Linked DNA regions of Mus musculus: region 2 is linked to region 1. Evidence: chromatin loops called from intact Hi-C (ENCODE). Cell type or tissue: heart. All regions are shown on one strand. Each heading gives the region's core, and the rest is flanking DNA. Links, peaks and the distances in the headings are about the cores only. Region 1 overlaps Clmp (CXADR-like membrane protein). Region 2 has its middle 30 kb from the start of Gm39319.

Evidence for each region. A loop is a pair of places that touch in the nucleus more often than their neighbours do. Peaks named below come from ENCODE experiments on the same cell type or tissue, not always from the same donor. Only the 100,000 strongest peaks of a DNase experiment are listed, where the experiment ranks them.
Region 2: a loop joins it to region 1, with 3 times the contacts of the local background. A loop is called at or near these places in 8 of 42 quality-filtered maps.

Annotation. Positions count from the first base shown.
Region 1 is chr9:40,722,552-40,738,527 of GRCm38, forward strand. All of the region lies in intron 1 of Clmp (CXADR-like membrane protein), which reads left to right. Among named protein-coding and RNA genes, the nearest start is that of Clmp, 45 kb to the left of the region's middle. RefSeq lists an enhancer at 7,226-9,856. In heart, for the core only: no CTCF peak of the experiment used is centred there; a DNase peak (open chromatin) is centred at 8,410; H3K4me3 peaks cover 1,807 bases; H3K27ac peaks cover 2,511 bases.
Region 2 is chr9:40,628,138-40,644,113 of GRCm38, forward strand. No RefSeq gene overlaps it. Among named protein-coding and RNA genes, the nearest start is that of Gm39319, 30 kb to the right of the region's middle. In heart, for the core only: a CTCF peak has its summit at 8,087 (motif pointing right); DNase peaks (open chromatin) are centred at 10,294 and 10,564; H3K4me3 peaks cover 928 bases; H3K27ac peaks cover 578 bases.

The DNA of each region.
Region 1 (15,976 bases), core at 5,038-13,037:
ACGCCTTCTCTGGTATTCTGCCTTGAGGTAAATCCCTAACCTATTCCATTCATTAGTCAATTATTGCTACATGTAAAAATCATACCCCCAACACGGTGGCTTAAACCATCACACTGATCAGGTCACAGTTTCTGTGGATCTGGGACTCGGAAGAGGCTTAGCTGACCAGTTCTAGCTTAGGTCATCCTGTGGGTGTGGTCACAGTCAGGCTCCATTCATCTAGAAGGTTGGTTGGGACTGAAGGATCTCCCTTAGCAAAGCAACCCAGGCTAGGTGGTTGAAACAACATATACTTACTTTATCAGGGCTCTGTAAGCTATATGTTGATATCAAGGTGCTAGCAGATTTGCTGCATGGTGTGAGTACTCCCTCCAGCTTGTAGACAGCTGTTGTTTCACTATGTCCTCACATGGACTGTCTCCCGTGTATAAATAGAGAGATTCTCTGTGGGCTCCTCTTACGAAGATGTTTGATTGGGCCAGGCCCCTATTATGATCTCATTTATGCCCAGTTACTTCCTTAGAAGCTCCATCTTCACATATAGCTAAGGCAGATCTGCAACTTCTGCCTATGAACTGGAACAGGGAACGCACGGCCCTCGGTCTACTGCTTCCTGGACAACACACTTAGATGATGTTTGTTTTCACAGGAAGTATGTGAGACTATCTGTGACTGGTTTATTTTCTTGGTGCTGTGATGCCTGGCTTCTCCCAAGAGGAGCAGTCCAAAAGAGAAGGGTAGAAGCCACAGTGTGTTATATGACCCAGCTTTGGAAGCTAAACACCATCATTTCTGATGAGAGAAATACTACTGGCTAAAAAGATCAGTCCTCCCCAGGGGAGGCAGTAACTCCAGATGGACGCATATGCCAGGGAGCCATCTGGGAGGCCAGCTCCCACACCAGTGTGAAAGAGCAGGACTTGACTTCAAAACCAGCAGTCCTGGAAATACAACAAGATTCTAGAGCTGCCACTTGTAAACTGTGGGGACTAAGCATCTCTGAGCCTGTTTCTCCATTGTTGGGACAGCATTGACTTCAATTTAAATGGTTGTTAATTAAGTATTGAATGAGAAAATAGACTTGGCATGTCACAAATGGTTATCATCAGGTAAGTGCTAAGTGCTCCTTCCCCCCTCCAAACATGTGCCACCTGTCACTAGCCTCGCCTGTCCCTACTCCCATCTGCAGCTCTGCTGTGGCTTCACACCCTTGTGTTGTACAAACCAGGAATCTAGAAGGTCACTTAGAAAGGACTTAGATGTCAGTTAATCTAATAAGTCAACACATTTTTAACCATCAAGTCTTTTTCTGTTATTTGTTTCCCCAAGCCCCCATATTTTAAAATACCTTTAGCCACCAAATTGTGGTAATTGCATACTCACCTCCCATTCTCCCCATTAACTCATCTGTCCCTGCTCATCAGAAATTCCTATCAGTAATTGCTGGTCCATCCACCATGAGAACTGGGGCTCTAACTTGGATCCCTGATCCCAAAGCGTTTAAGCAATTCCTTAATTCTAAGTGGCCATGTGTATGTGTTATATAAACATGATCTGTTTTATGTATTTGACATCGGATGTAAAGTTCTGTCTCGTCTAACAACAACAATAACAATTAAACAAACAAACACCTTCTCAGGCTCTATTTATAGGAGCCTGCACAAACAGGCTCAACCTCCAGACATACAAATCTGAGCCTGTAAATACCATAAAGCAGGCCTATTTGGCCTCCATGTAAGGTTTTCCCAGCAACCAATATAGTTACTAGTCTGAATGTAGATAGAGGGTGAAGTCTATGTCTTTAGCTTGGCTGCAGCACACTCCCATCACAAGGAAAAACCTCAGCTTCTCGCTGATTCATAAAAGGTGCTGTAAGGACAGGGTCTAACGAAGCCTTCCTGTGGTGCCCTCCTCTGCGGAGAGGACTGAGAGGGCGGTCTTAGCATAGATCCTTATTCTGAGAAGTGGAAGGTTCCATGTTCATCTTGGGCTGGCCATCGGATTCAAGCTTGGGTAGGAAGGTCAGCATTGTGATAGGTGTCTAAACTCATTGCTTCTCCTGAAAGGATCAGAAAAGAATCAAGTAAAGAAAAGCCCAAGAATTAAAGCAAAATCTCTCCTGGTCTGTAAATGTAAAGCATTGGTGTTTAATGAGCAAGTTAAGTGGGCTAGTTAGCTAAATGTCAATAGTAAATAAGTAGTTTTATGCTGCCACTCTCTCTTCTCTCTCTCTCTCTCTCTCTCTCTCTCTCTCTCTCTCTCTCTCTCTCTCTCTCTCTCTCTCTCTCTGTGTGTGTGTGTGTGTGTGTGTGTGTGGTCCCCCCATTCAGTTTACAGTTTCTCATAAATGCTCCAGCCTGCTTTAAGCTTTATCAAAGGGCACGAGGAATGAGGATTTTGTGTTTTCCATTTGTGGCCCAAATATTAAGTGAGAGAGGTACAAATCACTGGGGGCAGGTGTAGATACAGTCCTGGTGTTGGGGCTCAGAGGCACTGATAGGAGAGAAAGGGAAGTTCAGAGGAAGAGATCAGATAGAAGTTTCAGTTGGGCCCTATCCCACAGAGATACATCTGAAACTCGGGTTTGCTCCAACCCTGCAGGCTGTTTGTGCCCGGGGAGAGGAGAGTTCAATGTTCCAGATGACTGGCAAGCTTGAATGTCATTGCTCACTGCCATGCAAAGCCCTGAAACCTTAAGCGCTCTGCGGAAGGCAGTCCGGAGTGATGCTTTAATGTCAATTACACTTAATGTCACTGTCCTTCATTCTCTTTGTCAGACATGTTTCATGGCAAGAGAGTATGATTCCTAGGGAAAAGAGAAAAAACGTTTACAAAAATAACAATGAGCTGCTTTCATGGTACTCTGCATTGGCCCAGTGACTACATCGTTTTCCAATCTGTCTCCCCACCAGGCCTAACCTCTGTGCTTAAGTCCTTTGGCTACAGATTTCGGCTAGGCAAACATATATAACATGCAACATGAAATTATGCAGGGGGCAAAATGGAAGCCAGAGGAAAACAAGAGCAGGTACTTAGCAAACATTTTCCTAATCTGAACTCTAAAGTGAATCCAAAGTAGATATCTTTAAGAGGTGCATTTGTCTGTCAGGGTTATCAGACCAAAGTGCTGTTGACTGGGTGACTTGAAGAACAGACGTTTGTATCCTTAGAATTGTGGAAGCTGTAGGTCTGAGATCAAGAGTTAGGATGGTTTCTTCCGGGACCTTCTCTCACATCTCTGCATGCTCTTCTCTGCACCATTTTGTGTCCCAATCCCTCTGTTTATTTGTCTGTGAGATTGGAGCATCCCCTTTGAGCAAGAGACTAGCTTGAGAAAATTATAAACCAAAGAACAGAGCGCCAAACTGCAGACAGACTTTCTCTTCAAATCTGGGGTTACAGTAAAACAAAAGCAATATTGTGTACATACAGCCTGGTGCAATTATTAAAATTTTTTCATAAACATTATCTCATTTTCATGGCTCTGATAGTCAATGAAGTCACCGGGGCATCATTCCAACCGTTATACGATGGTTATTGTTTGAAATTAAACTGGAAGGGATTGAAATAGCTCAATCAGCAGACTTTTAAGGACTACCATCAGGATGGTGCTACGGGCAAAGCAATCTGATGGCATTAATTATGAAGAACATTCTGTAACAGGAAGAAGCAGGAGAAAGAAGAGTTGCTAAAGATTAAATCAGAGGTGAACTGAGAAAAGGGGAAAAGACGGTGGTATTAAAGTTAAAGAACTCTGGCTGGAGAGATGGCTCAGCAGTTAAGAGGACTGATTGCTCTCCCAGAGGTCCTGAGTTCAGTTCCCAGCAACCACTGGTGGCTCACAACCATCTCTAATGGAATCCAATTCCCTTTTCTGGTGTATCTGAAGATAGCTACAGAGTACTCATATAAATAAAATAAATAATTCTTTCTTAAAAAGTTAGAAAACGTCCAACAGACATCAGATGTGCTATAGTTGATAGTAGTTCATTGATATGCTCTAAATGAAGATTCTATGAAATAAGGAAAGTGGTCCTGGTCAGGGATACACATTTGATGCTCATTAGACTTCTATATCTGGGTATAACCTAAGTGACCAGGTTCTCTCCCAACTTTGGTAGGCAGGGCCAGGAAGAGAACACCAGCTTTGTATTTGTTAAGCCTCTTACGGGCACTTGATGTATCTATACTGTAACTGTGGATCTATCTACCTGTCCTGCTGCCTGTCAACAGGGAGAGTGACAGTGTATTATTTATCCTTGCCTACTTCACAGCCTGTAAAATGCTTCAAAAGTTGGTGTGCAATAAATACCTTGGGGACAAGTAAGTGAGAGTAAACAGTCACGGAAAACAATACAAGAGTTAGGTTGAAGATGAACCTGCAAGGAAAGAGGGGTTTTATAATACACCAGTGAATTGGAAGGAAAGTCTAGAGCCAAGTCTGACGGGAAGTCACTCAACAGATCTTAACCTGTTCTAGACCTAGAAAGCTTGGGAATTGGACAACAGTCGGGCTGTGTAATGGGGACAAACCCTGAATAATCAGAGTGATGAGACAGAAAGAGGTCTGTTACTATTGTTTAACAAAGTGGACAGTGAGGGTCAGAGAGAAAGACTGGCCATAGTTACTCGTCTCACGGGGGGGGGGGGGGTGTAGGGGAGGGGACCAGGACTGGGGTCTGTATGCTTTAGTCTGCACCCAGTGTCCCTTCCACCACACAGTGACAGCAAGAGGTGCATCCTGGCCTTAGGAAACTTGATTAAAAATAGGAAGTACAGCCTAGATGCAAGATCTGCGGGACCCTGCTGAGCCCATGCTGGTGAGAGGGCTGGCTCACAGAGGCACTGAGTGAAGTGTAGAGCATCCACTGGCTTCTTTATTTTATGTACATGAGTGTGTCACCTGTATGCATGTATGTGCACTGCCAGTGTGACCTGGTGCCTGTGAAAGCCAGAAGAGGGTTTCAGATCCTCTGGGACTGGAGTTACAAGCAGTTGTGAGCTCCTACACTTTAAACCACTGAGTCACCTCTCCAGTTCCATCCATTGGTTTCTTGATATGTTGTCCCTGCATCTATGCAGAGACACCAGTAAGGAATGGAGTCACGGATGCATGTGGAATAGAGACTGCTTGTGTCTTAGGGTTTCTATTGTTGTGTTGAAACACCATGACCAAAAGCAAATTGGGGAAGGAAGGGTTTATTTGGTTTACAGTTCCACATCATAGTTCATCACTGGAGGAAGCCAGGGAAGAAACTCAAACAGGGCAGGAACCTGGAGGCAGGAGCTGGTGCAGAGGCCATGAAGAAGTACTGCTTACTTACTGGCTTGTTCCCCATGGCTTGCTCAACCTGCTTTCTTATAGAACCTAAGACCACTAACCCAGGAAGGCATCAGCCACAAGGGCTTGGGCCGTCCCTCGTCAGTTGCTAATTAAGAAAATGCAATATGGACTTGCCTACAGCGCAATCTAACGGAGGCATTTTCACAATCAGGGCTTCTCCTAGCTTGTGTCAAGTTGATGTAAAACTGGCCAGCACAGCTTGGGTTTTGTGTTTGTTTGTTTTTAATTGTTCCATGAGGGTTCATTGCTACCCTTGGCTATATATATAGTAAGTTTGAAGATGACACCCTCTTTTAAAGAAGAAAGGAGAGGAGAAAAAAGAAAGGGAAGAAAAAACAGAATCCATCTTTTTAAGAACATCACCCCCAACTGTTCCCACCTGGCTTACTTCCAGGATTCCCAAGGCTCTGGAAGCTTGCCTATAGATTGGGTCCACCCCCTCTGCCCTATAGATGTAGAAATATATCCCTGAAAAGGGGGAAATCGTGGCAAGACCCTACAAGTTGCCAAATAGCAAAACCGTCTGTAGAGTCGAGACACTCTAAGCTCCTGTCAGTTCCTGTTCTTTTATTTTTACATCTAATGTCCAGTCACTTTCTGAACCTCTTCTCCAAGGTGGCTCCCAGGGAGTTAAAAAACAAAACAAAACAAAACAAAACAAAACAACCATTTGGGATCTCAGAAGTTTGCGAAGTTTTTCTGTCATGGACCCTCTGATAAGCATCTCAGGCTTTGAAGACTTGGCCAGTTCTGTTGCAAATACTCAGCCTGACTGAGTAAAAGCCGCCGAAGACCATAATGCATTTAAATTTCATATAATTTCTCAAGTTCAAAGCAGGTCAGATGAATCTATACTAATGAAAGTTGGAATGTTGATTTGGAAGATGACTAAAACCAAGCATAGGGAGGATTTCTGGACCCGGGGATGTTATGTATCTTGATATTTTTACATAATATAGACCTGTGTAGAGAAATATGAGTGGATCTCACGCCATTTTCATGCGCCAGGAAACACTTTGATCCTCAGTCTCCCAAATGCAAAGGGCTGAGCACATTTGCTTAGAGTGTGCAAGGACTTAGGCTGAGCCCAGCACTGTGTGTGTGTGTGTGTGTGTGTGTGTGTGTGTGTGTGTGTGTGTGTGTGTGTGTGAGAGAGAGAGAGAGAGAGAGAGAGAGAGAGAGAGAGAGAGAGAGAGAGCATTCTCAGCACCAGGTCATACAAAGTGTGCGGAGGGCTGGTGGAAAGAGCTGTTGCTGTTTTGGCCCAGTAGGGCTCCCTAGCTCATCCCTCTATCATACCTGCCCCTCCTTCTCATGATACATGAGAAACTCAATCACAGAGTAAAAAGTAAGTCTTTGTTATAGTCTAGGAAAAGTATTTAAATCTATCAAGAACTGGAGCTAGAGAAAGGGCTCTGTGGTTAGAAGCATTCGCTGCTCCTGCCGTGGACCCAGGTTCAGTTCCCAGCACCCACACGGTGGCCCATGAGCATCTGTAACTGCAGATGCAGGGCATCTGAGCCCTCTTCTGACTTCCAAGAGCACTACGCAATCGACTGTGTGCATGCACTCGGGCACTTGGGCAAAAGAAAAGTTAATACATCTTTTAAAATTTACTACTGATTGTAATGACTTACAAACACGCACATACGAATACCCATTTAGTTAAATGTATAGGCTCATCTTCCCCTGTGTGCATACGCTGGTACTTGTGACCACACAGGGGAAACTATTTATAAAATTAATAACAGTTATGAGCTGGAAAGTTGGCTCAGTGGTTAAGAGCCCTACTTGTCACATAGGACCACCTCCTCGGGTACCAAGTACAAATATGTTGAGCACTTGTACACATAAAATACTAAAAGTAAATCTAAAAAATATTTTGTTGCTGGTGGTGGTACATGCCTTTAACCCCAGCACTCAGGAGACATAGACAGGCTGCTCTCTGAGTTCAAGTCCAGTCTGTTCTACAAAATGAGTTCTGGGACAACCAGGGCTATACAGAGAAACCATGTCTCAAAGAACAAAAACAACAAGAACAAAAATAATAATTATTTGAGAGGGTTGAAGGGCCTGGGTCAAGGAAGACATTAGTGTTTAGTAGTAGTAATAATAATAATAATAATAATAATAATAATAATAATAAGGCTGGAGAGATGGCTCAGCGGTTGAGAGCACTGACTGCTCTTCCGAAGGTCCTGAGTTCACATCCTAGCAACCACATGGTGGGTCACAACCATCTTTAATGAGATCTGATGTCCTCTTCTGGTGTGTCTGAAGACAGCTACAGTGTACTTACATATAGTAAATAAATAAATAAATCTAAATAATAATAATAGCAATAACAACAACAATAGAGAGCCAGGCGTGGTGGCGCACGGGAGGCAGAGGCAGGCGGATTTCTGAGTTCGAGGCCAGCCTGGTCTACAAAGTGAGTTCCAGGACAGCCAGGGCTACACAGAGAAACCCTGTCTCGAAAACAAAAACAAAAACAAAAAACCCCAACAACAATAGAGTATGTGAAACCTTCAAAAAGGCTTATAAGTGTCAATAGTACTTTGGGGTGCCTGTGTGCGCGCGCGTGTGCGTGTGCACGTGCGTAGTGGCTATCCTTGTTAAATTGACGTCACACCCACAAATACGACTCATCCCTTTTGCTGTGTCCTGGGAGGGTAATTAGGGCCTTTTTCACAACTGAGAAACCAAGAAGTTGTCTGATGCTGTCCAGTACATTTGGAAGCAGAGACCCCAGGCCTCGGGGTTTCTAATTATTTTGTTATTGGGGGAAGTGCTCCTCCCAGGATGCTTGTGGTCTAGTGCTCTCAGTCGCTCTAGCTGGAAACCCAAGGGACTAAAGAAACGCTAGAGGCTACAGCAGCAGCGGCCGCCGCCGGTCCCTGGTGTCTGCCCCCAGCTGTCGCAGACCTCCCGCACATGTGGTTTCAATCACCCAGCCTGGCGCCTTCCGCCAGCGCAGAAGCCCTGCAGCTCCGAGAGTTCTGCGACTCTTTGTTTAGGGAGGAGCCCAGCCCAGCCCGGGTGGCCACCCTCGGGAGTGGCTCTGATCTTTGCCTTGCAGATCTATAAAACTGCGGCCATGGCAGGGCAGCTCCGGGAGGGAGGCTGCAGGCTGCAGGAGGCACGGGAATTCGGGCTGCTGCAATTTGAGTCTCCAGGGATAGGAAGGCCCGCGCCCTCTCTGCAGATTCTTGCCAAATCAAACACCCAGCAGATGACCGGAGCGGGACCCTGGAGAGACCGCTGGTTCTTAGCAGATGGCCATCTCCCCAGCCTGTCTCTTACTCGGAATCTTTCCCGGTTCCTTCTTCTGTGTGGGGCACAATTTTGTGAGCTACAGAAATTGAGCTTTCTAATTTGATTTTCTAGAGAAGGATTTGAATAGAAACGCACATGGGACTCAGGAAGGTGGGCACAGACGGTTGACTTACTTGGTTTGGAAGGAGGACAAACCCTGACAGTCTAATTTAGCAGCCTGTCACGCTGGGAGCCAAAAGACGTTCTCCAGCCCGTAAGCCCAGTTCTTTTTACTGTAAGTTACTAAAAGAACCCTTTGGGTTTCACGTTGCACTCGGTATTTCTTGAACGCGGTATCCTGGGCTGCAGCCATGAAATGTTACACTGGAGGTAGAAATTTACTGCAGACTTCTTCCACAACCCCATACCTGGTCTGCATTCCTGAAATATCTGTTGCCAGGGAAACGGCGATCTCCCTTTGCGTTCTTAGTCTCATTAATAAAAGAATTTTAAAACGGACTCAGAAGGAAGCTCTAGAACAATTTTATTATTAAAGTTTGACAGAAAAACAACATGGCAAGTAAGCTGAAAGGGAACAGGGGAATAGCGGGGAAACTAGGAGTGGAAGTCAGAAAGTAAGAAAGCCCGGGTGTCAGGGAAAGCCTGTTCAGGATTTGGGCTGCTATGAAGGGAGGGGCTAAGGAAAGGGGAATCCATGTTTAAAGGAGGAGCCAGGGTTCTGAGCTCTCTGGGACATTCATTGCAGGTCTTTAGCCTTGACCACAACATCTATAGTAAACAGGCTTTATAAAACAGAGTTGGCGGTTTTTACAGGCATAACTTAATTTTTTTTTAAAGTTCATTTTATTTTTTAATTGTGTGTGTGTGTGTGTGTGTGAGTGTGTGTGTGTGAGTGTGTGTGTGTGTGTGTGTGTGTGTGTGTGTTTGCGCGCACATACGCATAGGAGTACAGACACCCACAAAGACCAAGAGAGGCCATTGGGGCCCTGAAGATGTAGTTACAAGTGATTGTGAGCTACCCAAGGTAGGTGCTGGGAACTAACCTTGAATCTTACTCACTCTTCCCTTCCCTAGACATAACTTATTTTTTAGAATATCTATATAAACAACGCAAAGATGTTTGATCATCTCCCCAGGTATTTTATTGTTATTGAGATAATTCAGAAACAGAAAATTTCAGAGGATCAAAAACAGCTCGTTGTTTAATGTGACCCTCAGATACACTGCAGCTGGTCTCCACGACACCAAACCCTCCCTCCCTCCCTCCCTGTGTGGCATCTGTCACAGTGCTAACAGCTCATATGCTAGCTTTACAGACTCAGACTTAAAGCCCCCCTGCTTTAAACCCCCATTGGCTCCTCTTGGCCTGTGTACCAAGAATGACCTAATCCCCTCAGTATGTTATTGCAAAAGAAAAAAAAAACTATTCATAATACTTGCTGGAGGTGGAAAGGAGAAGTCTTTCTAAAGGAAGTATAAAAAATTTTTAAAAATAATAATAACTTTCCTTTTACCCCTCCATGTTCTTAGCCAGGTCCCTATAACAAAAGACAGATGATCAAGAGAAAAGCATCTAAATTTAATGTCTTCTCTGACATCAGAACATTGGCAAGGAAATGAAGGCTCAAAGAAATGATTCAACCTGAGTGTTTTTATAGTGGAAAGTTGTGGGGCGAGGGGAACGAACTGGAAGGCCAGGCTGTGTGAGGCTGTTCACCGCTCCGTGTCCCTCAGCCCTTTTCTCTCTGGGTATAGGAAGGACATCTCTCCCAGAATCTGCGTGCTACAGGAGAAGATCACAGGATCCCTCTGCTTTTTCCTCCCACCCTTTCAGCTTAAAATATTCAATGTGCCAAAGTGTTATCTTTTCGGGCCCTATCCGTGGTCACTACAATGGGATTTGTAGGAGGAGAGAGAGATGGAAATGAACTTTAAATATAAAAAGAATAGATTTGCAGCCATGGAGCAGGGAGGGGAAATCGGAGGATAGAAACATTAAGAATGGGGCAATTTTTTTTTTTCTAAAACAGACCTAATAAAAGTAGAGCATGAGCCGGGCGGTGATGGTGCACGCCTTTAATCCCAGCACTCGGGAGGCAGAGGCAGGTGGATCTCTGAGTTCGAAGCCAGCCTGGTCTACAAAGTGAGTTCCAGGACAGCCAGGGCTATACAGAGAAACCCTGTCTCAAAAAACCAAAAAAAAAAAAAAAAAGTAGAGCATGGTGGTAAGCCAGATAGATCAAGAGTGGGATGTGTCATTAAAGTGACTCAGGAAGTTTCCTGCTGACATAAGTGGGTCAGCATAGCACCCAGGGTTGAGAAGAAGCAAAAGAAGGCCTTAGAGGGTTCTGACCCCGGGCTCAGTCAAGGGAAATGCTTGCCACCACACAGACCTGACCCTGTTCTACCTTTCAGCTGGATTTCTAGTGTTAACATCCTGTCCGTCCTCCAAGGAAGTCAGTGGAAATGTCTCGTCTTTCCCTGATTCCTTTAGTGATTACATATGACCTCAGGAGTCAGCCTTAGGAAATGTTGGGGAAACTGTTACATAAGAACTAGCCATCTCTACGTGGCTAGCCCATGCACTACCTCAAATAGCTTTCCTTTGTTGGTTCCCAAAGTAAACGCTGTCTTGTGAGTCCTGGGTTGCTCTGCACCCAGGATGTGGGCCTGGGTGAAGAACTGACCTGGAGACTTGGAAATCCTAGCTGGCTATTTGTGTGAACAGAAGCTCTGCCCAGCATTTGGATTCAATTCTGATTCTTTTTAAAGATGTGTTGTTTGTTTGTTTCTTGTATGAGCGTGTATGTGTGTGTGTGTGCATGTGTGAGTGTGTGTGTGTGTGTGTGTGTGTGAGTGTGTGTGTGTGTGTGTGTGTGTGTGTGTGTAGGTACCCCTGTGCCATGACACAGCATGCAGGTCAGAGGACAATTCTATGGGGCTGGTTCTCTCTCTCTCTCCACCTTTATGTGGGTTCCAGGGATTGAACTCGGGACTCCAGACTTATACCTGCTGAGATATCTCACTGCCTCGGTTTTGCACTTTGTGTGTGTGTGTGTGTGTGTGTGTGTGTGTGTGGTGGTACAGAGACTCGAACTCAGGGCTTCATGAATGCTAGGCAAGCATTTTAAAACTGAGCTATAGCCAAAAGACTTGTTCTTCTTTCTTCTGTATTTTTCCCCCAAAGAGTATCAGATAGCTCACTCACATTGGCCTCAAACCCACTATGTAGACAACAATCACCTTAAACTCCTCATCCTCCTGCCTCACCTCCTAAAAGCTGAGGTTGTAGGCACGTGCCCTCTTGTCTCTTCCCACTCCTTGGTAGAATAGCTAAGGTGTACAATGGATCGATTTAGGGTTGTTTCTTTGTTTGTTTGTTTGTGTGTTGACCTGACGATGGAGCAAAAGTAACATGCACTCAGTTGACATCCTACTTTGGTCCTGTTCTTTCCCCAGGGCTGCAAAACAAGATGACCTGTCCTTTCTCATGACTCTGAGCTGTTGCAGGGAGCCCCCATCGCAGTCAGCCACCTGACTGTGAGGACAAACTACCCTTGTTCTCTCTCCAGCCCACGATGTTTCTAAGTTCTGGTGTTTTATGGGTTAAATATGAAGGCACTAGAAATTTCTGATCTTTTCATTTAATGTGATAATTTGTCAGAAGATAGCCCTATTATAAGTCAAGAAGCATCTCTTTTCTATGGGGACAATGCTTTGTGCTTCAAACAAGAGCTATTATAGTTAATCTTTTTTCCCATTGGATATTTTCTTTATTTACATTTCCAATGTTATCCCCTTTCCTGATTCCCCCTCTGAAAAACACCCTACCCATACATACCCCCTGCTCCCTCCCCCTGCTCACCAACCTACCCACTCCCGCTTTCTGGCACAGGCATTCCCCCACACTGGGGCATAGAACCTTCACAGGACCAAGGGCCTCTCCTCCCATTGATGTCTGACTAGGCCATCCTCTGCTGCATATGCAGCTGGAGCCATGAGTCCCACCATGTGTGCTCTTTGGTTGGTGGTTTAGTCCCTGGGAGCTCTGGAGATACTGGCTAGTTCACATTTATTATAGTTAATCTGATGACAGCCATACTAATGCTCATTCGCACATATTACAATAAGCTTAGGTCAGTGAAGGATCTTAGTAAATGGCAGGGAGGACTTCAGTTTGACTCCAGTCAGCTCAGGTGACCACTGGTGTTACACTGGGTTTTCTAATTGTTTTGATTTCTTTTTAATGTTTATGTGTGTGTACATGTATTCATGTGTGTGTTGAGACATGCTGTCATGTAGTCCAGGGTAACCTTGAACTCACTATGTAGGGAAAAGTGACCTTGGCTTCCTGATCATCTCAATGGTACCTTCTAAGGGCTAGGGTTATAGTGTATCCCACCATGCCCTGCTGCTCCTAACCTCACACACATAAAATTAAAAACCAAGAAGGATTCAAAACTACCTGTAAGACTCAAAATACTCTTTCCCATATTTTTTTTGAACCATTGTGGCTTCTGGGAAATATTTCTCTATATATAATTCACAGGGGAAAGTTAACTTTCTATACCTTTTACCTTGGAGGTGAAGTTCTTCCAGAGAAGGAAATGATCACTCCAACAGTACTCTGGAGGAATGCAGATTTTTGACATTCATCTGGGAAAGGAAAACAAATCTTTCCCCCCACTGCTTACCCTGTGTACCCTGACAATGTTTAGAAACAGCTTCCACTGAGGTCTTAGACTAGTCCCCTTCCCTTTTCAACAGCTCCTTCCTTGATCTAGACTCCTTGTTCCAGAATGCTCGTCCTACACCATCTGCCTTATGCAGGAAATAGAAATGGTGCAGCTAGCTTGGGGTGTTATCAAGGTGCTATTCTCCCCAACACTTAAGAGATGTCAGCCCACATAACAAAACAAGCAGAAGAGACTTTTATTCTCCCTCTTGACTTGTCAATACCATTTTCCTCTCTGTCTCTGTCCTCCCCACCACCTCCTCTCTATGTCTATGTCTCTCTGTTTCTGTCTACACACACACACACACACACACACACACACACACACACACACACACACACACACACACACGTCATATTTGTACAGGTGTCCACACGTGTCTATGGAGGCTTGGAGGTCTTGGGTGCTATTCCTCAAGTGCCAGTATGGATTTTTGTTTGTTTGAGGTAGAGTCTCCCACTGGACTGGAACTCACCAGTTAGGCTGACTGGCCAGTGAATGCCAGGGATTCACCTGTTTTACACTCCCAGCCCTTATGGGTTTACAGTAGATACCACCACTTCCTGCTATTTCACATGCGTTTGGAGGCGGAAACTCAGGTCCTGTGCTTAACAAGGCAAGGGCTTTACCAGCTGAGTGATTTTCTCCAGCCTCCATTTTTCTCTTTAATTCACACCACTTGGATGAATAAGAATTTTGCTTCTGATTTTGTCAAACCCTGACCAGAGAGCAGGGCAGAACTCTGGAGTCTTGGTTTCCAGGGGGCCACTTCTCAGGGAGTTAGAAAAGTCTCTGGTGCAGTAAAGATGTTGGAAACTGGTCCTGGTCCACAAGAAGATGGATCATCTCAAAGCCTTGTGGGACATTTACGTCCACCTGGAATCTCCCGCTCAGAGCCCAGAGACTCTTGTTCCAGAGAGAGGGAGAGAGAGAGAGAGGGGTGGGGGGAGGGAAGGGAAGGGAAGGGAAGGGAAGGGAAGGGAAGGGAAGGGAAGGGAAGGGAAGGGAAGGGAAGGGAAGGGAAGGGAAGGGAAGGGAAGGGAAGGGAAGGGAAGGGAAGGGAAGGGAAGGGAAGGGAAGGGAAGGGAAGGGAAGGGAAGGGAAGGGAAGGGAAGGGAAGGGAAGGGAAGGGAAGGGAAGGGAAGGGAAGGGAAGGGAAGGGAAGGGAAGGGAAGGGAAGGGAAGGGAAGGGAAGGGAAGGGAAGGGAAGGGAAGGGAAGGGAAGGGAAGGGAAGGGAAAAGAGAGAGCCATGAAGTGAAGTTCTTGTAGTCTCTCGGCTCCACCCCTCGTCCCACCTCCTCTTCTCTCTAATGGTTAGTCTTTTGCACCATCTACATTCCTAGGAAGGGAGAATTACTCTCAGTCTGCTTTTGAATGTTCTTTTCTCAGAGTGGGCAGGCTTCCCTGTGGCTTAGCGGTTTCGAATGCTAAACCCAGCAGGAGATGAAATTCAGTCCTTGGCGCTGTAAGTTATATTTATTCCTCTAGTATTTCGGGGCTGGAACTTCCAAGAAAGAAAAAGGAGTGTTCAGTTAAAAGGAAGAGGTAGGAGGATTCAATGGGAAAGTAGTGTCTTCTAAAAGCAAAGACAGCATTGACAGGAAGAAACCTGGGTTCAAGCCCCAGCTTGAACCTTACCATTAGGTTCCGCTATCTAGTTGATAAGGTAACCTGACTGGATAACAAGTAATATTGAGCAGCTAGGGATCTGATCTCCAAATAGCAGATCTTGTATTCAAATGCAGGTTATACCATCCAGCTACATGTACTTAGCCATTGACTCCTCTAAGCCTTAGTATTATCATCTGTAAAATGGGAATAAAGTTTACCTATCTCATAGGGTTGTTGTAAGGATTAAATAATATCCCTGGCAGTTTTAACAGGTGCTTCATAAAGCTAGCCATCAGCATGGACATTACATGAGCAAAAGCAATCTTGCTGTTTCTGTACACCTTAAGATTTGGTGTTTTTAAAAGGTCAAATCTTTATGATTTAGTTTCATATGGACAATTATTAAATTTATTTTTTTTCTTTTCTCTTTTTACTGCCTATTTTATTGCTTGTTTGTTTGTTTTTAAATCCGACCCCTTTCTTGGTTTATTGGTAATTTCTTAAATGATGTTATCTGCATGCCTGTGCTGGTACGTGTTCCTGAGTGCAGGGCGGGGCCCTTGAAGTTCAGAAGAGGGTGTTGGATCTCATGGAGTTAGAGTTCCAGGTGATTTTGAGTCACTCAGTGTGGGTGCTGGGAACCAAACTGGGGTCCTCTGCAGAAGAGGTTAAGGTGGCTCTTAACCTTTGAGCCTCACTCGGACCCCTTAAAAGTTTGTAAACATGATGCACATGTGTTGCATTTGTTAGATGCTTTTTCTTTCTTTCTTTTATTAAAAATAAGACAAGGCTGCCAGGAACTCGCTATGTAACCCATGCTGGTCTCAAACTCACTGAAATTAGTCATCTACTTCCCAAGTGCTGAGATTAAAAATGTGTGCCACCGCGCCTGGCTGTTAAACACTTTCTTGGTTTCTGGGGAGTTGTAGCTTTTCTTCTTTCGTCTACAAATGTAGGGGATTACAGTGATCAGGTTTTATTGTTTTCTTTTGGGAATTGGATGCAGCA
Region 2 (15,976 bases), core at 3,704-11,703, 96 kb before region 1:
GTTCATGAAGAATCACTTGGCAAGAGAGGGCCAAGGAAAGGAGAAAACCAGAGAAGCAACCTGTAGCCATTTTGTCAGCAACCCAAGGACTTTTGTGCTAAGCCGGTAGCAGGCCGCTGTGCCATCTGGAGCCAGTGAAACTAGCTATCCACAAGAGGGCGATGTCTAACCAATCCCCAGCCCTAGGAGCTGAAGGCAAGCTGCTTGGCAGAGGTCAGGATCCAAGGTCAGCCTGGGCTACTGGAAGTCCCGCCCCTTAGCAAATAACTAACCAAACAAAAATAAAGAGGGTGGTAAGATTGCTATAAACAAGAAAATCCTCTGACTCACAGGCCTGTGGACATACTACCAGCTCAGCCTTTCCAACTCACCCCTAAAGGCAGAAAAGCCCTACCCCCAGGGCAAGGTCCCTCCAGGGAAGGACTCTAGGCTTGTTATTTCTAAGGCTGCGAGTCAGGACATTTTCAATTCTCAGGTATGAGCAAATCGTAGGAAGGAGTCCCTACCAACTCCTAAAGCCCATCTCCCAAATCGCCAGCTCAACTGGGAGAGCGAATAAATGACATGGCCAGACCCAGAGGCTTCTGAAATAAGGATTATCACGACAACACCAGTAAAACATGTGTGGGCACGCACACCTTTTTTTCCTGGTTATAACCGGCACCTGCACGGAGATCCACGCTGTGCTTTCATATGAATACAGTTGGGGAACTGACCCCAAAGGGAACTAAGTGGAGAAAGGGGCACGACCAACAGGGGGCGGGGCTTGTGTCCCATCCACAGAGTGTCTACAGTAGCAGGGTTGGGGCCCAGCCTGATATGTGGCACTTCTAATGTGTTCCGGGAGGTGTTGATGCTGTTTGTTGGACAGTAGGGTTACGTTGACAATGGTATAGGGCTCGTGCATCTACTCCTTAGCTCTGGCGTATTCAGAAATAAAGGTCCTGGGCGTGGTGGCGCTCCTTTAATCCCAGCACTCGGGAGGCAGAGGCAGACGGATTTCTGAGTTTGAGGCCAGCCTGGTCTACAGTGTGAGTTCCAGGACAGCCAGGGCTACACAGAGAAACCCTGCCTCGAAAAAAAAAAAAAAAAAAAAGGAAGAAAGAGAGAGAGGGAGGGAGGGAGGGAGGGAGGGAGGGAGGGAGGGAGGGAGGGAGGGAAGGAAGGAAGGAAGGAAGGAAGGAAGGAAGGAAGGAAGGAAGGAAGGAAGGAAGGAAGGAAGGAAGGAAGGAAGGAAGGAAGGAAGGAAGGAAGAAACCTGCCCTGAGTTGGTAAACAGAGCACTTCCTAGGGATAATTCCTGGTATCCGGATTCCTGACATCCTTACTTCCTGGGAGGTAAGCATCCTCACTTCCATTTCTCACTAGGAAAGCAAGGGCGCCAAGAGGCTATCTGAGCTGGCGAATCTTGGCGCCTGGATTTGATCTTGGTGGCAAAGTTCCTGCTGGACATTCTAGCTCCAGGGTGAAGGAGCTGGTCAACTGAAATAAAGAGGGAGAAAGTGCAAACGTAAGCGCCTCTTTTACAACAAGAAGCAAAAGGGCAAGCATTGTGGGAAAGCTTGGTAATCACAATCGGGATCGGAGGCGCACGGGAGGCTGCCCTGGTGTCCCGGGCAATGCGCAGCTCCTGAAGAGACCTCTGCGTCAAGCAGAGCCCAGCAGGCATTTGGGATGAAGTAGCTGCTCAAGTTCTGACCTGCCTCACAGAATAGAACAGTATGCATTATTTAGACCAGAATGTCCTTTCTATTTTTGTATTCGAAAAAGAGGCGTATTCATGGCAAAGGCAGGTGGTTTGGGGTTTGGGGCGGGGGGGGGGGGGTGTTAAGCTTTCAACAAACAGCTCAGAATTCCCCAAGCTCTATCTCCTTTAAATGATGAATCTAAAAAGTAGAAAAATAGATGTTAAAAAGGCCTGAGGAACTGGTTAAATTATTTCACAGCATTTAGGTTTCTGTCTCCAAATAAAAGTGTTACCTTTTTATTAGTCAGACAGTGGACATTTGGGTTCTGTGGTTTGCGGTTGGTGTGTGTGGGTAGGAGAGGATTCTATAAAAAGTAGGACATTACCAGGAGATGTAAAATAATCTCAATATACAAAATAGATGTATAGCAGTCTTGTCTTGGGGAATAAACAGACCTTTCTTATTAGCCAGAGTCAACAAGAAAAAAAAAGTCAGATTCCAATGTTCTATGCTACACATGGTTTAATTCGATGTACAGACATGTCTCTATACAATTCAGGCATTACCTTTAAGAGACTTATAATTTAAGCCTTGCGACATACCTGCAGTCTCATCATTTGGAAGGAGGAGACAGAAGGATAATAAGTTAGAGTCTCAGCTGGGCTACATAGGAAAACCCTGTCAAAGGAGAGAAGGGAGGAAAGGGAGGGAGGAACTTAATCTGGAAAGCAAGACAGATACACTAGTCACTACGCAGCCATAGCCCAGCTAGGAGGTGGAAGAACTACTTCCTGCTCCCTAGGCCCTCTCACAGGACTCTTCCAACCTGTGTTGTGTCCCCAATTCTGTCATTTAACTCCAACTCTCCCCATGAATGTGCCGTACCCCCAACTCCAACTTATCCAACGACACACTGCTACCAGGCTCATCTTCCTAGCTCAAAGGCAGGCACACTGGATGCTCAAGCTCCAAGTCTTTGTGTGAATTTTGCTTAACCACAAACCTGATGCTGTGTCCTGCACAGCTCTGCAGTAAACCACTGCATCAACAGTAACACAGCTCCTCCATCCAGCATCCATCCAGCTGACATAGGGATTATCTCAGCCATGCTGCACTCTGACCCACATGTACACCAGAGCCTTCACTCAGCCCCTCCAGCAGGGTCTGGGCTGTGATACCCTGAGAGAGTATAGACTTTATTTTGTCTGCATCACTGTGATTCCTTAAGATTAGAAACTGTGTGTTGATTCCCTGGATAAGTCCAGTTCTCTCTGACTGCGATATCATTAAATATATCAAGCTTTGTTGACAACAGTCCACAGCTGAGTCCATCCACATAGACTTGAGTGTTCAGAAGCGTATTGGAGCCTTAAAGAGTGACTGGAGGGCTGGAGAGATGACTCAGCAGTTAAGAGCACTGACTGCTCTTCCGAAGGTCCTGCAGAAGCAATGTGACCATCTGCTTCCTCAAGCTCCTGCTGCAGTGAGCCATGGTACCCAGGAACTGAGACCAAAACAAACCCTTCACCGGAAGTGACTTTTGTGAGCTATTTTCTCTCCATTATGTAACATGACCACTTGATTAGAGAGGAGGAGTAACTGCAGAAGTGAGAGGGGGGGGCGGTGAATCTGCTACCCAGGGGGGGCACAGTGAGGGCAGGTACTGGCGCACAGAGGAAGGGGAATTCTGGTGAGTATGTGAGGAAGTTTTCACAGAAATGGTAGCATCGGACTGGTACTTTAAAATAAGAACTAGGCATAAGGAGAGAACAGGTAACGCGAACCCCAAGCAAACAAGTTTCAATCAGTGATCCGTATCCGAGTTTCCAGGTAAGGCTCTCACGCATGCGCAGTGAGCAGGGATATGGCGTCACCCCAGGCTCAGGTGATTTCATCAAAACCCTCCTTACATCAGCCTCACACACCACTGTCCTGAAGCAATACAGTACTAAACACTAAGCCAGCCAAGCCAAGTAAGTCTGGGGTTATGAATGTCTGATTGGTCAAAACTGAGTCGGGTGTATCGAGCTGGGTGCTAGGACTTTGGAAGAGACAAGTTTAAGATTGGATCTTTGAGTTCAAAAAGCTAAACCGTCCGGCTGGAGAGATGGCTCAGTGGTTAAGAGCACTGACTGCTCTTCCGAAGGTCCTGAGTTCAAATCCCAGCAACCACACGGTGGCTCACAACCATCTGTAAAGAGGTCTGATGACCTCTTCTGGTGTGTCTGAAGACAGCTACAGTGTACTTAGATACAATAATAAATAAATCTTTAGGTCCGAGTGAGTGAGGTCGACCGGAGAGAGCCAAGTTCCTGAATTCAGATTCCCAGCAACCACATGATGGTTCACAACCATCAGTATAGCTACACTGTACTCATATACATTCAATAAATAAATTGATAAATAAATAAATAAATCTTTTTTTAAAAAAGCTAAACCATCTATTCTACTAAATGACTAAGGCATTTAAAAATTTGAATAAGGCCGGGCGTGGTGGCTCATGCCTTTAATCCCAGCACTTGGGAGGCAGAGGCAGGTGGATCTCTGAGTTCGAGGCCAGCCTGGTCTACAGAGTGAGTTCCAGGACAGCCAGGGCTACACAGAGAAACCCTGTCTCAGGAAAAAAAGAAAAAAAAATTGACTATAATTGCAGTAGCAGTATAGTCAGTGCTAAGTTACATTCTTTTGATTGTGTGACACAAAAGTGTTTAAGAGGGTGAAGAATTAGTAGGGACACCGGTGTTTGGTTGTGGTACCATCACAGAAAATGCCACGAGACTGTGCACAAAACACCAATCCCCTCCAATAAGCACCCTGGATCAATCTCAGTGCACTACCACAAAAGGAAGAGAGAGAAGGCAGGGGGAGGACATTAAAGTAGAAAGGAAAATGAGTTAAGGAGAAAAGGTTCAGCTGCAGGAGGGAGACAAGAATGGTTAACTGAGGTGTATGGTGGCTTGAATAAAAAATATCCCCCACCCCCACCCCCACCTGGGCCCCCGTAGGCTCAGAAATTTGAACATTTGTTCCTAGTTTGTGTACTGGTTGTGGAAATGTAGGAGGGGGTGACCTTGGTGGAGGAAATACATCACGGGGGGGGGGGGGGGGGCGGGTGCTGAGCTTTAAGAGTTTAAAAGCAGGCTGGGGAGATGGCTCAGCAGTTAAGAGCACTGACTGCTTTTTTGAAGGTCCTGAGTTCAAATCCCAGCAACTGCATGGTGGCTTACAACCATCTGTAAGGAGATCTGACGCCCTCTTCTGGTGTGTCTGAAGACAGCTACAGTGTACTTATATATAATAAATAAATAAATCTTTTGTTTTGTTTTTGGGTTTTTTGGGGGTTTTTTTGGTTGTTGTTGTTTTGTTTTGTTTGTTTGTTTGTTTTTTGGTTTTTTTGTTTGTTTGTTTGTTTGGTTTGGTTTGGTTTGGTTTTGGTTTTTCGAGACAGGGTTTCTCTGTGTAGCCCTGGCCGTCCTGGAACTCACTTTGTAGACCAGGCTGGCCTCGAACTCAGAAATCCTCCTGCTTCTGCCTCCCAAGTGCTGGGATTAAAGGCATGTGCCACCACGCCCAGCATAAATCTTTTTTTTTTTTAATAAGTGTTTAAAAGCGTCACCTGGGCTGGAGAAATGGCTCAGCGGTTAAAAGCACTAACTGCTCTTCCGAAGGTCCTGAATTCAATTCCGGGCAACCACATGGTGGCTCACAACCATCGAGATCTGGCACCCACTTCTGGTGTGTCTGAAGACAGCTACAGTGTACTTACATATAATAATAAATAAATCTAAAAAAAAAAGCGTCACCTCAACTCTCGTTTGCTATTAAAAGCGTGAGTCCTCTGCTTTTTTTCCTTGCCACCATGTCTGCTGCATGTCTCTGTCCCACCATGACAGACTCTTCTCTCTCTGGAAGGGTAAGCCAAAATAAACTCCTCTATAAGTTTCCCTGAGGGTGGACTTTTACCATAGCGACAGAAAAGTACCTAATACAGGTGAAAATGACCAAAGCACACTATACTCATGGATGAAAGTGTAGGAATAAAACCCATTACTTTGTATAGTCTATGCTGATGAGTACAAATGATGACTTGGGCTGGTTTTGACCAAGTTTCTCTTTTCATGATACAGCTTCCACCACACATGGTAAATCTCTGGTGTTCCAGACAGTTGGGGTTCTAACTTGAAACCTCTAAGAAGGAGACCAATTTCTAGGCCAGGAAGGAGGTCTCTAAGCTGGGTAGTTTTATATCAATTTCACACAAGATGGAGTCATTTGAGAGGAAAGAACCTCAGTTGATAAAATGCTTCCTCTAGCTTGTCCTATGGGAAGCCTATGGGGTGGTTTGTTTTTGGTTTTGTTTTTTAGGGCCCAACTTACTATGGGGAATGCCACCCCCAGGTCCTGGGTTCTATAAGAAAGCAGACTGAGTAAGCCACAAGAGAAAGCCAGTAAGCAACATTCCTCCATGGCCTCCCCAGCAGCTCCTGCCTCCAGGTTTCTGCCTTGAGTTCCTGTCCTGACTTTCCTGGATGATGGATTACAAGGCACAACGTAAAGCAGAAATGGTGCACACATCTTTAATCCCAGGACTTTGGAGGCAGAAGCAGGCAGATCTCCGTGAGTTTGAGGCCAGCCTGGTCTACAGAGTTCTGGGACAGCCAGCATATAGACGTCCTGTCCTGCCCCACCCCTCCCACAGACTTTATTCTTCAGATTGCTTTTGGCCATGGTGTTTATCATAGCAGTAGAAACTTTAAGAAGATAGACCCTGACCTGGCAGCAGGGTTGCAGGAGGAACTGCTGATACCACAGTCTTACCAGATTCCATTCATGCTGAGACCCACTACGTGAAAGACGCCCTGTCGATTTTCGGGATGTTAAAAGCAATAGACACAGTCACACAGTGAAGGGAGACGAGACTCACAGAGCTGAGTCAGGGCATTCATGAGGCAGCTTCTAATTTTTTTCCTGATTAGAAAAACCCACAAGAACCATTCTGCCACAGAAGCAGATGTTTCATGCTGCCATTTAAAAGTCTGTCTGAAGTCATACAAACATCGTTTTTAACAGTTCCAAAAATGTTTCAGCAACACCAAATTTGTCTGTAAGAACTCCCTCCCACAAAGCCCTCTTCAATATCTCTGATGCATGGGAATTTGACAACCCAGCCCATCTCCTTCCTAGATGAATAGCAGTGGAGGTCAGGGGTGAATGGGGGCTTCTCTGTCCAGGGAGCAGGAATCAGAGCCACAAGGCATCACTTCACTTCGTGAATCACCAACTCCAGCGTCTCACAGCAACTGGCCATTTCCACAACTTAGCCCACTCCAGCTCCATCAGCCCAAACCCATTCCTTCAACAGTTCTGGAAGTCAAAAGGCAGTGAAGGGAAAATCTCTTGTGACTCCTAACATCCAAGTACTAGCCAGGGCAGAACATGTTTAGCTTCTAGGATTGGCGCATTCAGGCTGGTAGGGCTTGAAGATCCACTTACATGGGCATGCATATTTGGAACTTGTATCCTTTGGTATCTGAAGAAAATTGTTTGTTTGTTTGTTTGTTGTGGTTTTGGTTTGGTTTGGTTTTGGTTTTTTGAGGCAGAGTCTCTCTCTAGAGTCCTTGCTGACCTGGAACAGATATGTAGACCAAGCTGGCCTTGAACTCAGAAATCCACCTCTCGAGTGATGGGATTAAAGGAACTTTCCACCATGCTTGGCCTTAGGGCCCAAAAAGAAAACTTTTGTTCTTTTCCTGCTCTACAGGAAAACAGTAGATTCAACCCCAACGAGGCACAGTCCACAGATCTATGAAAAATAAGGTGAACCGGCTTAAAGGGGAAAAAAGAGGAAGGACAAATCGAGGCTGAAGTTACTTTGAGTTGTAAATGTGAGCTCTGTTCTCTGGATTCATCTGGTTTCCCTGGGGGGCGCTGGGGTCCGGCCCTGCAGCTGAGGAGTGCTTCAGAGAGCACAAGGTGAAGTCATAGAGTCTCACTTACCACAGTCAGTGAGGCTCAGGTGTTATAGTTCCTGCACGGGAGTAGTGTGAACGTGAGTGTGCTGACTTGAGAAACAGAGCCCGTCTTAAGAGTCAAGGTGAGCTTTTCAATTTGGTTGGCTTTGGTCATTCACATCATAGATAGATGTTGGATATGACTGACAAATTCTCTATGAGTTTCAATAAACATAATTCTTTTGTCAGAACAAGAAGTGGAAAGACTTCGAGGCCAGCCTGGTCTACAGAGTGAGTTCCAGGACAGCCAGGGCTCCACAGAGAAACCCTGACTTGAAAAAACAAAACAAAACAAAACAAAACAAACAAACAAACAAAAAAACAATCTTTCACCGCAAAGAATGTTCCAGAATGCACTGTTGGAGCTATGACTCTGCAGTTCCATGTATGTCCACCAGGTGGTGTCAGAATCGCTTGCCACCCTGCTGGGTCCACTCTACAGGCTGTGGGTGATAGAAAAAATTTAGCAGAAGGCAAAGATGAAGTCCTTATTCCCAGGATGCTCACACTCAAAAACTTACCTGCTCACCTCTAGAAGGTACACCAGGAGGAAAAGCAAGCAACAATTTCTGCATATATTATGACTTCTGGAACCCACAGTAGCTTGTTATAAGTCATTCCTAGTGTTCACTAGACAACAGGGTAGTTAGTGTGTGCCTATAATCCCAGGACAGGAGGCACAGGATCCCATGCAGCTGGAAGCCCGCTTGAACTATCCTGGACTCTGTATCAAAAAAAAAAAAAAAAAGTGTGGAATGGGAGGGGGTGCGAAATCAAAATTTGAAAATCTTCACTGAAGAAACAAAGAAGTTAACGATGGAGCCAGACTATGACCCCAGGACAAATATGCTGAGGGATCTGAACTGGGACTTTTTTTTTTCTTGCCCCAGACCTGAAACTTCCACACATAACTGCTTCCCGGAGCACATCTGGAACATTCCAGAATGTTTCCTTGCCCCCAGCTGCTTGTATTAATGAGACCTCGTGCCGTTCTCATCCCCTGACCAGCCTTCAGGAACAAAAGCACACTGCCCTTCATTTCTCCCCAGAAGCCATGTACAGCTGAAGTAGCACTCCTCTACCCCCACCCTTTGTTTTGTTTTGTTTTGTTTTGTTTTTTTTGGTAATAATATGAAACCTTAATCCTTTTTATCTCCTTTGTTTCTTCCGGCAGTAATGGACATATGGTTGATAATATGTAACATTTAGTGTTGCAAATACTGTTAGAATCATCAACAGGGGCAAGATGGCTATTGCCATATGGCTTCCAACTTAGAAGCCCTTTGCCCAGGGTGTGGGGAAGCTGACCCATCTTTAAATACATGGGTGTGTGCTCATGTGCATGTATGCATGTGTGTTGTGTGTGTTTAGATTTCTTTATGAGTGTGGGTGTTTTACCTACATGTCCATATGTGTATCATGTGCTTGCCTAGCAATGCCCATGTTGGTCCTAGTAGGACATCAGACTCTCTGGAAATGGAGTCACAAAGGTTGTGAGCTGCCACGTTGGTGCTGGAAATACTACTAGGGTCTTCCAGAAGAGCATCAAATGCTTTTAACCACTGAGCCACCTCTCCAGTCTCCAGAGGCCTTGCCCCCACATTGGTTCATGATCATAAAAGCTAGCAGGCAGCTGTCAGAGGAGTTATGGATACAGCAGCAGCTGGCAGCACATGTATCCAAACCTGTGGGTGGGTGGGTAGCTGTCGCATCGTTTTTTTCAGATGAGGCTAACGGAATTTAAGCAGCTAATTGCTCCAAGGCCTCAGGAATGGAGAATGAAAAGCATCTACAGAGAATCCCAAGAAGGTAGCCAGTCTCTGGTGCTGCCTTCCAGAGACTGCATCTCTCACCTGCAACCTGAGACAACCATCAGAAGCAAAGTCAAAATAGGACTGGGGGGCGTGGCTCAGCTGGTAAAGCTCCTTTACAGAGGCATAAAGACTAAGCTTGGTCCCCAGCACTTAAAAAACTAGGCACGGTGACCTGCCCCTCTCATCTCAGTACTGGGGAGTCATGGCCAGGTAAACCCCTGGAGCTTACGAGCCACCCAGCCTGAATGAGCCCCTGGTCCCAGTGAGAGAGCTGTTTCATAAAACAGGATGGGTGGTTCTCAATGAGCAGAACCAGAGGTTAACCTCGGGCCTCTGTGTGAATGTACACACATGCACACACGTGCTCTCACAGACACACACACACATACACACACACAAACTAAAAAAAAAATAAAAATAAAAATAAAAAAACCCACTGAAATACTCCCTGCTTGGAGAATTGTCCCAAGCTCCTCAGGACTCAGGCTTCTATAGATGACAGATGGTCACACCTTGTCACTCTTTCCCAAGAGAACCAGAGACACAAAACCAGTGCTGTTTTTAAAAGCATAATAAGAAGGTTTTATTTAAAAAAAAAAAGTGAAAGGTTGTCAAAAAGCAGAACAAAGCTGGTCCCTGAGACAGATCAGAAACCCCTCCCCCTCCCAGAAGCCATCCCCTCCGTCTTTTCACCCTCCCCATAATTAAATCATCTTCCTCCCTGCTGTTGTCGGAGCGGCAGCCTGGTCACGTGACTGTCACTTTACAGTCCGCGGATGACACTGCTTTTGATTCTCACTCCAAGGCATAGTGACAGCTCATTTAGAATCAATCAAACATTTATTAGCAGAGGGGGAGCCAGGGGCACGGTCTCCAGTGCTGCTCTCTCCAGTTCTGTGCCACAGGCAAGGACAGAATCAAAAACTGCCTCTCGGCGGGGATCGGGAGGCAGGTGGGGGAGGGGAAATCTCCGCCTAGTCTAAGTGCCGCAGAGGGTCAAGGCCTGCGGGACCCCGCTGCCCCCGGGCTATGGATTTCATTCCCACCAATCTGATACCCTTCAATTCCCTAGAGGCTTAGAGACAATGAAAGTGAAAGATTTCATCCCAGGGAGGACTGGAGAGCCACCACAGCAGATGAGCTGTAATCATAGGTCTTAGGCCGCTGGGGCTGCTGTAGGGAGACCTTTAGACTCAAGTGACACAGCTTTATTTCTTCTAGTGGGGGGATGGGTGGCATAGGAGACTGAGTGTCAGTGGCTCCAGGGTCTGGTGAGGACTCATTCCTTAGCGATCTCTTTGTATCTTCATCAGGCATAGAGAGGGTTCACACTGTACACACACCCACAATCTCACCAGCTAAGACCACCTAAGGACACCCACTTCCTAATGCCATCACTTTGGGAGTGAGAGTTTAAACATAGGGACTTGATGGGTACTTGAACACACAAACCACAGGAACTGGAAAAAATACATTTAGAACTCATGCTTGGCCAGGCGGTGGTGGCGCTTGCCTTTGATCCCAGCACTTGGGAGGCAGAGGCAGGCAGATTTCTGAGTTCGAGACCAGCCTGGTCTACAAAGTGAGTTCAAGGACAGCCAGGGCTATACAGAGAAACCCTGTCTCAAAAAATTAATTAATTAATTAATTAATTTGAAAAAAATCAAATAATAGAACTCATTATTGAAGCCCGACTACTGAAGAAACAGGGTTATTTGACCCAAGTTACTTCCAGGCAGAAGTGCTTTAAAGCCCAGAGCATAGTATGTAAACTATAAAGAATGGAAGAGAACTGGGGGAGGGCTTTCCACAGTGAACTTTGCTCGGTGGAACTAGGAAATGCTGGAGATTGACATTGGATGTTTTCCTCAGTTGTTTCCTGTCTTCTTTGGTTGGTTGGTTGGTTTTGTTTTTGATATAAAGTCCTTCACTGATTCTCCAGCTGGCCTCTCCTCAGGGATCCACCCAACCCTGGAATTACAGATTCACACCACTGCACCAAGGTCCTGGAGCTTACACAGTAGGCCTGCAACTGACTACACTCTCCCCTCGCCACGTGTGACCTCATCTTCACGGCATAGGAAGTCTCGTGACAAGTCCCACAGCACCCTTCTGGTATGCATAGATAATCTCAAGCTCTGTGACATAGTTGAGAAAGTGAATGAGTGAAGAATAAATTGTTCAATGGACCCAATAATATCATGAGCACACTTGGGCCAAAACTAACGCTCAGTTTTCTCCCTCCGTGCCCTAGTTTCTCACATCGCAATGTGGTAAATATTGTTCTTGGCAAAGACATTAGGAAAAAAAAAGAAAAAGCTGCTGGGGTGTCCAGATGGATCTGACATAGATGACACTCCCCAGAAGGAAAGGGCTCCCAGATTGATGAGTAGGGCTCCCCTATTCACGTGGAACCAGTGGAGACTCAGCCAACATGGCTCCATCCAAATTGTTCACAGCTGAAATGAGGGAGCCTGCTAGTCTTGGTCCAGCATTCCAGGCCAGGGGACGGGAGAGCTCACAGCGTCTCTATGGCTTGCCTCACTTTCCTTGCCTCCCCCCTATAACTCCTCTTCCTTTATTCCCTTTTCTCTTCTTCCTCTTGACCTCATACTTATTATTTGGCACCACTATAATTTGATGCTAAACAACCTGCTGCCCTTTGCTAATATCAAATTTGCCTTGAGTAGTGAGGTAGCTCAGTGGCTACAGTTGCTGCCTTGTGTGAACACTGACCAGAGATCTAGCCCCAGCACTGAATGCACTGGGCATGGGGCATGTGCTTTTAATGCCAGCACTTTGGAAGCCAGAGACAGGAGGACCAGACATTCGTGGCTGAGCTGGAGAGATGGCTCAGTGGTTAAGAACATTGGCTGTTTTTCCAGAGGACCTGGGTCAATACCCAGCAGCCACAATCATCTGTAATTGTAATTCAGGGATCTGACATCCCCTTCTGGCCTCTGTGGCATGCACATGGCACGCAGACATACATGTAGGCAAAACACCCATACACCTACAATAAAAATGAGTTTAAATTTTTAAAAGGAATTTTAGACTGGAGGGATAGCTCTGGGTTAAGAGCACTCCTCACTCTTGCAGAAGACCCAGGTTCAGTTCCCAGCACCCACATGGTGGACAACCATTGGTAATTCCAATTGCAGAGGATTCAATGCCTTCTTCTGACTTCTGTAGGCATGAGGTATACGTGTGATGCATATATGTATGTGCAAGCAAAACACCCATACATGTTAAATGAAACAAATCCTTAAATTTTTAAACAAAAAGAAATTCAAGGCATTTTGTGCTATATAGCAGGCTTGAGGCCATCATGAGCTGCATGATCGTGAATATGTATATACATATGTGTATATATATAATATTATATATACAGACTATATATATATATATACAGGAGATAGATAGATAGATAGATAGATAGATAGATAGATAGATAGATAGATAGATAGATAGATATGTAGGATAGATAGATTTGTGGGATAGATAGATATGTCGGATAGAATGATAGATAGATAGATAGATAGATAGATAGATAGATAGATAGATAGATAGATAGATAGATAGATCCTTGTTACCTGTGGTCCCTGAAGACTACTACTGTCAATCCACATTCAGGATTTCATATGACTAATGCACTTAAACTTCACAATAGTGAGAACTTTGATCTCTATCTGTTCTCTCTCTCTCTCTCTCTCTCTCTCTCTCTCTCTCTCTCTCTCTCCCTCTCTCCCTCCCTCTTCTCCCTCTCCTAGTCCCTCTTCCCCCTCTCTCCTTCTCTTTCTCTCTCTTCCCCATTGCACAATCCATATTGCCCCACCCAATGTGACTCAAGTTACTCTCTTGTAAGACCTTTACCACAGACTTAGTGTTGCAGAACACTTCAGCCGCATGCATCCAGGCATCTGTTCAAAATACTGCTTGGAAAACCTGCCTCGAAGTCCCCTCTAGAGTGTGTACCTCTTTTTACTGAGTTGTAGTCATGTGGTGTTTTTTTTTTCCTCCCACAATTTAAATTGTTTCTGCTCAGAGCCTCCTGTGGCTTCCCTGTTGCTACAGGATGAAGTTCAAGTGCCCTGCATGTCATTGGAGACCCTAGAAACCTGTCCCAACTTACCCATCCACGTGTATCTGCTTCAAATAAACCATCTGCTTTTCTCCACTCCCTCCCTGCCCTCCCCTCCGTCCTTGCTTCTCCTGCAGCTCCCTTGTATTGCCTCCCCTCACTCCCCTGTACTTAGCCATCCCAAGGACCTGTTTCCCAGGACCCCAGCCCTGGATAGCACCATAAAACCACTACATCTTGGGCACCCACCTTTAGCTAGCAAACCTGCTCAGACTATCTTAACTCCTCACCGCAGTCATATTTTACAGACAAAATCCATTCTACCCTGCTGCATGCAGCCCCCAGCTGGGGACAGATAAAGCCAAGAGAACAGCAGGTGTGTCGGGTTCCTAGCTTCTCTCCATCACATCAGGTGGGCACAGGAAAGAGGAACACTGACTCACATTTCATTCACATATATGCACTCCAAACATCTCTGTGTACAGAGCAGGCACTAGAGGTGATGTGGCAGCCTAGTGTGGAAGATGGACCAGGAACCTGTGCTTAAGTAAAAACACTAGGAAAAGACATGGGTTACCTTCTTAAATTTTTCTCAATGTTTATTTTATGTGCATTGGTATTTTGCCTACATATGTGTGTATGAGGGTATCAGATCCCCTGAAACTGGAGCTACTGGCAAGTGAGCTCTCACATGGGTGCTGGGACTGAACCCAGGTCCTCTGAAAAAGCAGCCAGTGCTCTTAACTGCTGAGCCATCTCTCCAGCCCAGTGGGTTACCTTCATGACATCGAATTCTGTGTCCTTTCTCTCCTTGAGTCAATTGTCTCCACATCAGTCTGAATGTGCCTGGCTTGGGGGCCTTTGAGTCCTGGGTTAGCAGAAGCGTTGATTTGCAATAAGCAAGTTCCGATCCGGCACGTGTCAGTTACCACTGAGCTCTGGGCAGGAAGCGTCCCTGCTCTCATCCATTTTTAATGTCACAGCAAATCTAGCAGAAAAGATCCTCTCCCGATAAAGTCATCGGATCGAGGGCTTTGTTGTTTCAGCATTATTCAGCTGAGGAGAAACACAGGAGTCACTCTTGTTTGTCGCTAGTCCTGGGCTTCCTAGGGGGTTAGGACTTGGAACAAAGGACAAAGGACAGTCCTCCCTCACAACTTCCCTTTCAACCCCAGGGTTATCCAGCAAGTCGAATGTAATAAGCCCTTGAACCCTGAGGTGGCCACATTCACTGGGCCAGTCATACAGATAACCAGTTAGTTTCATGACCTGCGCCCCTCGCTTACTTCCACGCTCCTGTTGCCTCTGCGTCTGCACAGGGAGGTGACTGCTGAGTCACAGCTTGATTTCTGGGAACTGAGATGATGCTGGTGAAAGCTTTCTGTAAGTTCCTAGACGGTGAAGCCTAGAATGCCCTGTCATCAGGCAGCCTCAAAGGCCCCCTTTCCTCTGGGAAACAAAATGCAGGTCATCAGGCTTTTGAAAGAGAAAAAAATATCCATCCTCTGTAACACTACATTTTTTATGTATACAATGTAACAAGATTGTGTGCTGAAGCAGATAGGAAAATCCAGCAGACTAGAAGCAAGGTTTAAAATGCTTACAAAACAAAGGGAAATCCTCAATTTAAAAACAAACAAACAAACAAAAAACTATTTTCTTTCTCTTTTCTTTCTTTCTTTCTTTCTTTCTTTCTTTCTTTCTTTCTTTCTTTCTTTCTTTCTTCCTTTCTTTCTTTCTTTTGACACATAAGTCATGAAATACATATATACAGCTACTGTATCCTGGCTTCTAGCATGGAATTAGTAGAGAGATTCTAACCCTTCAGCCCCACAACGGTTGTTTCTGAATTCTGGGGTAACCAATTATTTCTTCCTTTGTGACCCCCTCAGGCCTGTTTTACCCACTGAGTGCCACGCCAACCATGAAAGGGTGGGTTTCACAGGAAAGAAGATTTATAAGGCAAATAATGTGAAGAAATAGAAAAGTCAACACATAAGCATCCGCCTTCCAGAGGATGCGACTCAGGAGAGTAAAGATACAGAGCAGCCTGAGACGACATCTGAGGAAGATGGGGGGATGGGGGAGGTGATGGATTGGCCTGCACTTGGTGGTGGAATTTAATGGCTCTTTATGGTATATGTGCTCAGAAACTTGCACAGACTCGAAACTGTCACCATGAGTGTGATCTCAGGACGGAGTTGGGGTTCTCTGAGGTCAACGATCAAGACATGACATCAAGAGAAAAGTTGGTTCTCTCAGCCAGATTGCGCTACCTCCAAGATCCTAAAAAAAACGAATGTAGGAAACCCTTTGGCCTGCAGCGTTGCATGTGGCACAGATGGCAAGTGCTCTGCTTAGATCTGAGGCTTCCGTTGTTGT